Linked DNA regions of Mus musculus: region 2 is linked to region 1. Evidence: chromatin loops called from intact Hi-C (ENCODE). Cell type or tissue: left cerebral cortex. All regions are shown on one strand. Links, peaks and the distances in the headings refer to the core of each region. The heading gives the core; the rest is flanking DNA.

Evidence for each region. Peaks named below come from ENCODE experiments on the same cell type or tissue, not always from the same donor. Only the 100,000 strongest peaks of a DNase experiment are listed, where the experiment ranks them.
Region 2: a loop joins it to region 1, with 4 times the contacts of the local background. A loop is called at or near these places in 4 of 42 quality-filtered maps.

The regions. Positions count from the first base shown.
Region 1 is chr15:27,314,081-27,318,088 of GRCm38, forward strand. No RefSeq gene overlaps it. Among named protein-coding and RNA genes, the nearest start is that of Gm36899, 150 kb to the right of the region's middle. In left cerebral cortex, for the core only: a CTCF peak has its summit at 2,428 (motif pointing right); a DNase peak (open chromatin) is centred at 2,431.
Region 2 is chr15:27,830,551-27,833,050 of GRCm38, forward strand. It overlaps Trio (triple functional domain (PTPRF interacting)), which reads right to left. Exons shown (of 57, transcript NM_001081302.1): 22 at 2,412-2,500; 23 at 2,201-2,316; 24 at 1,464-1,530; 25 at 804-913; 26 at 162-231. Among named protein-coding and RNA genes, the nearest start is that of Otulinl, 150 kb to the left of the region's middle. In left cerebral cortex, for the core only: no CTCF peak of the experiment used is centred there; a DNase peak (open chromatin) is centred at 1,275.

The DNA.
Region 1 (4,008 bases), core at 889-3,388:
CACCATTGCATACACTAGCAAGATTTTATTGAAAGGACCCAGATGTAGCTGTCTCTTGTGAGACTATGCCGGGGCCTAGCACACCTAACACAGAAGTGGATACTCACAGTCAGCTAATGGATGGATCACAGGGCTCCCAATGGAGGAGCTAGAGAAAGTACCCAAGGAGCCAAAGGGATCTGCAACCCTATAGTTGGAACAACATTATGAACTAACCAGTACCCCGGAGCTCTTGACTCTAGCTGCATATGTATCAAAAGATGGCCTAGTCAGCCATCACTGGAAAGAGAGGCCCATTGGACACGCAAACTTTATATGCCCCAGTACAGGGGAACGCCAGGGCCAAAAAGGGGGAGTGGGTGGGTAGGGGAGTGGGGGTGGGTGGGTATGGGGGACTTTTGGTATAGCATTGGAAATGTAAATGAGCTAAATACCTAATAAAAATTAAAAAAAAAAGAAAACAGAACCGACTTGACTTAGCAGCACACATACACAAAAGCCCTGCTCTAAAAAGAATGTGGGGTACCTGTGAGAAAAAAAAAATCAGGATGGTAGCAGGGTGTGCTTCGTGTCCTGCCTTGCATCCCAGGATGAAGCAGGCCTATCGTTTGAAAGCAAGCAGATGTTTGATCCTGGTTGAAATGCCTTCTCAGCCCATCCCATCAAGACCCCAGACAACAATTATTTATCCCTTTTGAAAAGAGGATAACTGAGTCTCAAGTTTTCCCAACATTTCTTCTGTTTCTGAGGAGCCACCATGGGAAAGTCAATCACTGATTTTTTTTTTTTTACAAAAATTACCCAATTCTACCCTCCCAATAAAGTATGGATGCCACAATGCAAGGGCTACAGAAGCAACACGGCAACTCACAACCACCTGTAACATCCCCAGCCCAAGAAGCAACATGTCATCTCACAACCATCTGTAACTCCCCCTCCAGGGAGTCCAGTATCCACTTCTGGCTTATGCAGCTACCAGACATGGACATAGTACATGCACGTATGTGCAAGAAAACATTCATGCACTAATAATAAATAACTCAAAAAATTAAACAGCATGAAAAGTGAACAGAAATACCATAGAAGTCACGAGAAAAATGGCTTTAGTGCCATTGTCTCTCCTTGGGGGAAGGCACGGGGAAAGGAGATCTGGGCTGCATTTCTGTTTTGAACTGAGGTCTGTGAATTCGATGACCATCATGGTCTTGATTATTCAAAAGCTAATGCTCCCCAGAAGGCAAGGGGAACCATACAAGGAACCTCCAGAAGACGGGATGTCCAGTCACAAACCTGCCGCCGTGTGGTGCGGTGGCTGAGCTGGTTAAAGCACCTGTCTTGTTAACAGGGCAGCCTGGGTTTGATTCCCAGAGCCCCCCACCCCCACCCTGTTTCCACTTATCTCCTACCAAATCTGGAAATAACAAAAAATAAGCAAGATGTGAGAGCATCCAAGATTGAAAGTCTGTCATAAACACTGGGTCCCCTGGAACTTAAGAGGCAAAGGGAGGAGGTTTAAATTTTTCCTTACAGTCCTTTATTCGGTGTATATCCAGGGGGCAGTGCACATGTGCACACGCTTGTGGCCTCACTGTGGCATACATGTGGAAGTCAGAAGACCATGTTTAGGCCCTTTCTTTCTTTCTTTTTTTTTTTTTGTTTTTTTTGTTTTGTTTTGTTTTTTATGTTTGAGTTTTTTTGTTTTGTTTTGTTTTTTTCTTCTGAGTCAAGGTTTCTCTGTGTAGCCCTGGCTGTCCTGGAACTCACTTTGTAGACCAGACTGGCCTCGAACTCAGAAATCTACCTGCCTCTGCCTCCCGAGGGCTGGGATTAAAGCACCTGTCTAGCCACGCCCAGCCTAGGCCTTTTCATGTGGACAGAGGAGACAAAAAGCAAGGGAGAATGAAAGAAGATTAGAGGAAGATACTGTTCTTCAAGAATGATTTCAAATAAACAGTCAACCAGTACCTATACACACACACACACTCTCTCACACACATGCACACACTCACACACATTCACATACACACTCACGCACACACATGCACATACTCACATGTACACACACTCATATGCACACACACACACATCACACACAGACACTCACACATATGCACACACTCACACACACACTCACATGCACACACACTTACAAATGACCATCTGACCCATGCCTGCAGGTGCTGCCAGCCATCTCAAGAGGTTCGCCTGGTCCCAACTCCCTGTTCCTCCCATGGTTCAGATGGTCTTTTTCTTGGTCTCCTCCAATTAATAAACTATTTTGGTAAACAAATGAGACCACCAAGAATGTTTCCAAATTTGAAGAAATGAAAAATCCACTCATCAAACTGCCACAAAGACCCAAAATAAAGTGAATTTGCCTTTGTATTAACCCTTCACCATCTTTCCCAAAATGAAATTAAAAAACAGATGTGAACACTAGAGGGCGACATTGATCCTCAAATATATGTTCAGGAGATAGACTCGTTATGCATAAAATGTGTGTGTATATATATATATACATATACACACTGTATATATTCATATATACATATATGTACACATACATGTATTATATGTGTGTCTAAATATGTAAATACAAGATGCTCATTTATTTATTGCATGCATATACTGTATTATATTGTATATATTATATGCATACATGTACATTATATATTTATGTTATATACATATATAAAATATAGTATGTGTTGTACATATTCTATACATATACATTACATCTGTATGTGTATAATGTATTACATATTGTATATAATCTCAAGCCTGACCACTTTGTATTGGATAACCAATGTGATGGAGGCAGGAAGTGGGGAGTGGGGGACTCTTTCCCTGAGGTAGATCATTTCTCCCATTCTCAGCTGTCCTCAGTTGCCATAGTTACATGTCTAGGGTTCAGACCCCCACAGGTTTTTTTACCCCCTTTCATGTCAGCACGCCCATTGTTGTCCTGGTTGTACATCTGATCAGACTGGCTTGTCTCCATCATGAATCCCATCATGTCAATTTTGCAAGGATCTATCTCCTTTTCTACTGATCGATACCTCTTAGTGAGTTTTCTCCTCTAACCCCAATCCTCCTTGTCCCTAAATTCTCTATTCCTATGCTACATACACACACACACACACACACACACACACACACACAACACACAGAGACACACACAGAGATAGACACACACACCATTCTACCATTTATCTAAGCCTTCTTCATTTTTTGCACTAAATTGGAATAACTCCTAGCTCCTCTCAACCTCTCTATGTACGCTTCATATTTCCATGAGTACCCCTTCTTCAGTTTCTCAAGCACTATCCTTGGGCTATAGAGACAGCTCAGTGGTTAGGAGCAGCTATTGCTCCTGCAGAGGACCTCAGTTGAGTTTTCCAGCGTATATTCCAGCTCCCAAACAACTGTAACTCCAGTTCCAGATGGTCCAGTGCCTCCTTCTGGCCTCCATTGCATGAGCTTGGTACACACAGATTTACAAAAGCACATACGTATACACGTACGTTTTTTTTTTTTTTTTTAAATGAAAGAATTCTCCTTGCCCATCAAAATCTAGTGCTCTTGGCCAACCTGTCTTGGTCCCACATGTCTTCCTTGAGCCCCTCATTCCACATCTAAAGCAAGTCCTCCTGATCCCCTGAGCAGATTCTGTCCTCCCTAACCTGTCTCAGCTTCCATCTAGGCTATCCCCACCTATCCCAGGATGCTTAATCCACTCTTGCTCATTTCTCAGTCCCGAGGAATCACTCTAGGACAGTCACTTACCACCCCCACCACCCCCACCACCCCCACCCCAGAAATCTGCTCCATTTCCTTCCCTGTGCCTTGAGCATTCTTCTAATTGGTTCTTCTTCATGTGCTGGGAGCTCTGGTTGGTTTTGAAGGTCCTTAAAACTTATCTTCTGAACTGTGTGTCTCATGAAGACGAGTTTCATCTTTGACCGTGTGTCTTTCCCTTCATTTGTCAGGACGTACTTTAGTGTTTGT
Region 2 (2,500 bases), core at 1-2,500, 520 kb after region 1:
AGTACAATCAACAGAAACTCATCACACAGGGACTCCAGGGATTGTCACTCTTTTCTCCAGGTGCAGAGAATCGGCAGAGGGGAGCTACTGAAGCCGTGCACAGCGGCCGGCGTCTCCCTTGAGTGCCCGCATGAGAGAGAGCAGGAGTGGAGGCTCCTTACCCAGGTGACGAAGCAGTGTCCCACGTCCTCTGGGAGCTGCTCGTACTTCTCCAGCTCCTTCAGGAAGATGCTTCAGGAGGAGAAGAAACAAATGATCGTCATGAGGGTGCTGAGAAAATTCTACTAGGGAGATATGCCAGAAATGGAAACCGTCTGTGTCCCATACATTTTCAGGATTAACAAAAGCTGCAGCTCTTGACTTAGGAAACCTTCTCTAACTTTTGAGCAGTCAGTCTGAGCAGTCAAATCCCTTCTACCAGGAACTTCACACTAGCAGCCTCCTCAGGGAAGAGACTAGTAGTGTATCGGGAAAGGAAACAGTTCATGATGTCACCTATAAGCACAACCAAAAGGTCGCAACCCAGCAACTCAGAGTAAATGGTGGTTACTAGCAGGCTGGGAGAGTTGGGAGGGGGCACGGGGAGAGGCTGGCCAACAGACACGGGAGGAGCACCTTCTGGACTATTCCACGGTGACGTAAATGGAACAAAAACACTGCAGTCTATCTTAAAAGTAGAAGAGGAAATTGAATTCCAACACAAGCCCTGAATTCCGCTAGTCCCCCTGCACATCGTTCCTCGTGATGCAGGGTCCTCACAGAGAGCAGATCTGCAGCGGGCACGCCTCAGGCAGCACACTCACTTGTTGTGGAACTCGTAGATCTCCTGCATGTTCCCGAAGATGATGAGCTCCTTGTTGACAATGCCTGGCGGGATCTCCTCCACGCCGCTGGTCATTTCCCACAGGTAGGTCTGGCCGCAAAAGAAGCAAAGGGATTAAAAACAAAATCAACCTGAACCTGCAAGAAGCAGCCGTTCCTATAAACGCAGACTCAGAGCTTACTTACAAACACAAAATGAAACGTATGGAAAAGTGGACCCTTGCAGTCAACATGAAAAATGTGTCTTTTAAAAAACCTTAGCTGCTGTGAACACTTGGAGAGATTTACTATACTATTTTAGTTTAATCCCAGCTTCAAATTTGGAGTGAATCTCTGTCACAAGGTACAGCAAACATTTGGGGTGTGACGGAGTGAGTTCCAGGTGCTGTCACAACTGCTGGGCTCGCTGGTCTGAAGCTGCTGTTCTCTACACAAAGAGAATGCCAGCCGGGCCAGCATGTGACAGATGAATGAGAGGAGCTGTGTGTGCTGTGCCATGTGCGGTGAGCCAAAGCCCTCCTGGAACAGCACAGAGCACCAGGGACAGGAGCCCAGCACTGTCACTACTGCAACAACAAGTAACAGACAGTAACAAAATAGCAAGTTCAAACCCAGCCCCCAAAAACAAGCAACCGACTTACATCCATACACTCTCGGAGGTCTCTGACATAAGCCTTTTCCGTTTGAATTAGTTCAGCCATGATGAACCTTAAAATGAACAGGGAGCAGTTCAGTTCAGTTAGGTTGAATGCTTATGACTCTTTATTATAATCTATTTTTAGGAAGACTTATGAAATAAAATGGGGAGCCTAGAAATATTAAACATGCAGTCATGGCTTAAAGGAGGAAAATCAAGATTAGACAGAATAGCAGCCATCGACTAACTCCTAGATATTTGAAAACACTTCCTTGGGGCTCCCACGGCTGACATCCAGGATGCCCAGCCTTACTGTGGGCTATGAAGTGGCTCAGCAGTGCCTTAGTCCATACCCACTGGATCCCAGTCACACTTTTCCCTTCTAGTCCCCACTGAATGACAACCAAAACTGCTCCCTGGGCAACAAAAATACCTGGTGGGAACTGGGTGGGAGTCAGGGAGGTCTTTCATCTTCAGTCAATAAGATCGCTTACAAACTTTAAATACCTACATTCAAGCTGTTACTTTCCTCTACTACTAATGGCAAGCAATTTGTCACACCAGGAAAGGAAAGCATAGAGAAACCAGGGCAAGGCAGTGAGCCATGTGATCAGGGGTCAGCACAGAGAGAAGTCAACCGACAAAGCCAACTGAGGTCTCAGACACTTGACTGACATCATGGCAGCAGCCTGTCTGTGGGCTCTGACGCTCCCCTCACCATTGCAGGGAATGCTGGCTTACTCTTTCCTGCGGGCAGACTTCCGCTTCTCTTCATTAAGCTCGTGGGCAGCATCCCGAAGCTTCACCTCTGACCCGGGGATACTGGCAGGGATGATGTCCAACTGCAGGCTTTTACTCTGTGGGCGAGAGTCAACGGGGCCAGTTAACGAGAGCAGCTCAGGCGGTATGGGGCCCAGATCACCACCAGTCCAGTGTGAACAAAGCAATTCACCGATTTGTTGGAATCTGAAGAAATCCCCAGGGCTTTCTCCAAAGAGGTCCGGTACTTCTCCATGCGCAGAGAGAAATCTCTGTACCTCT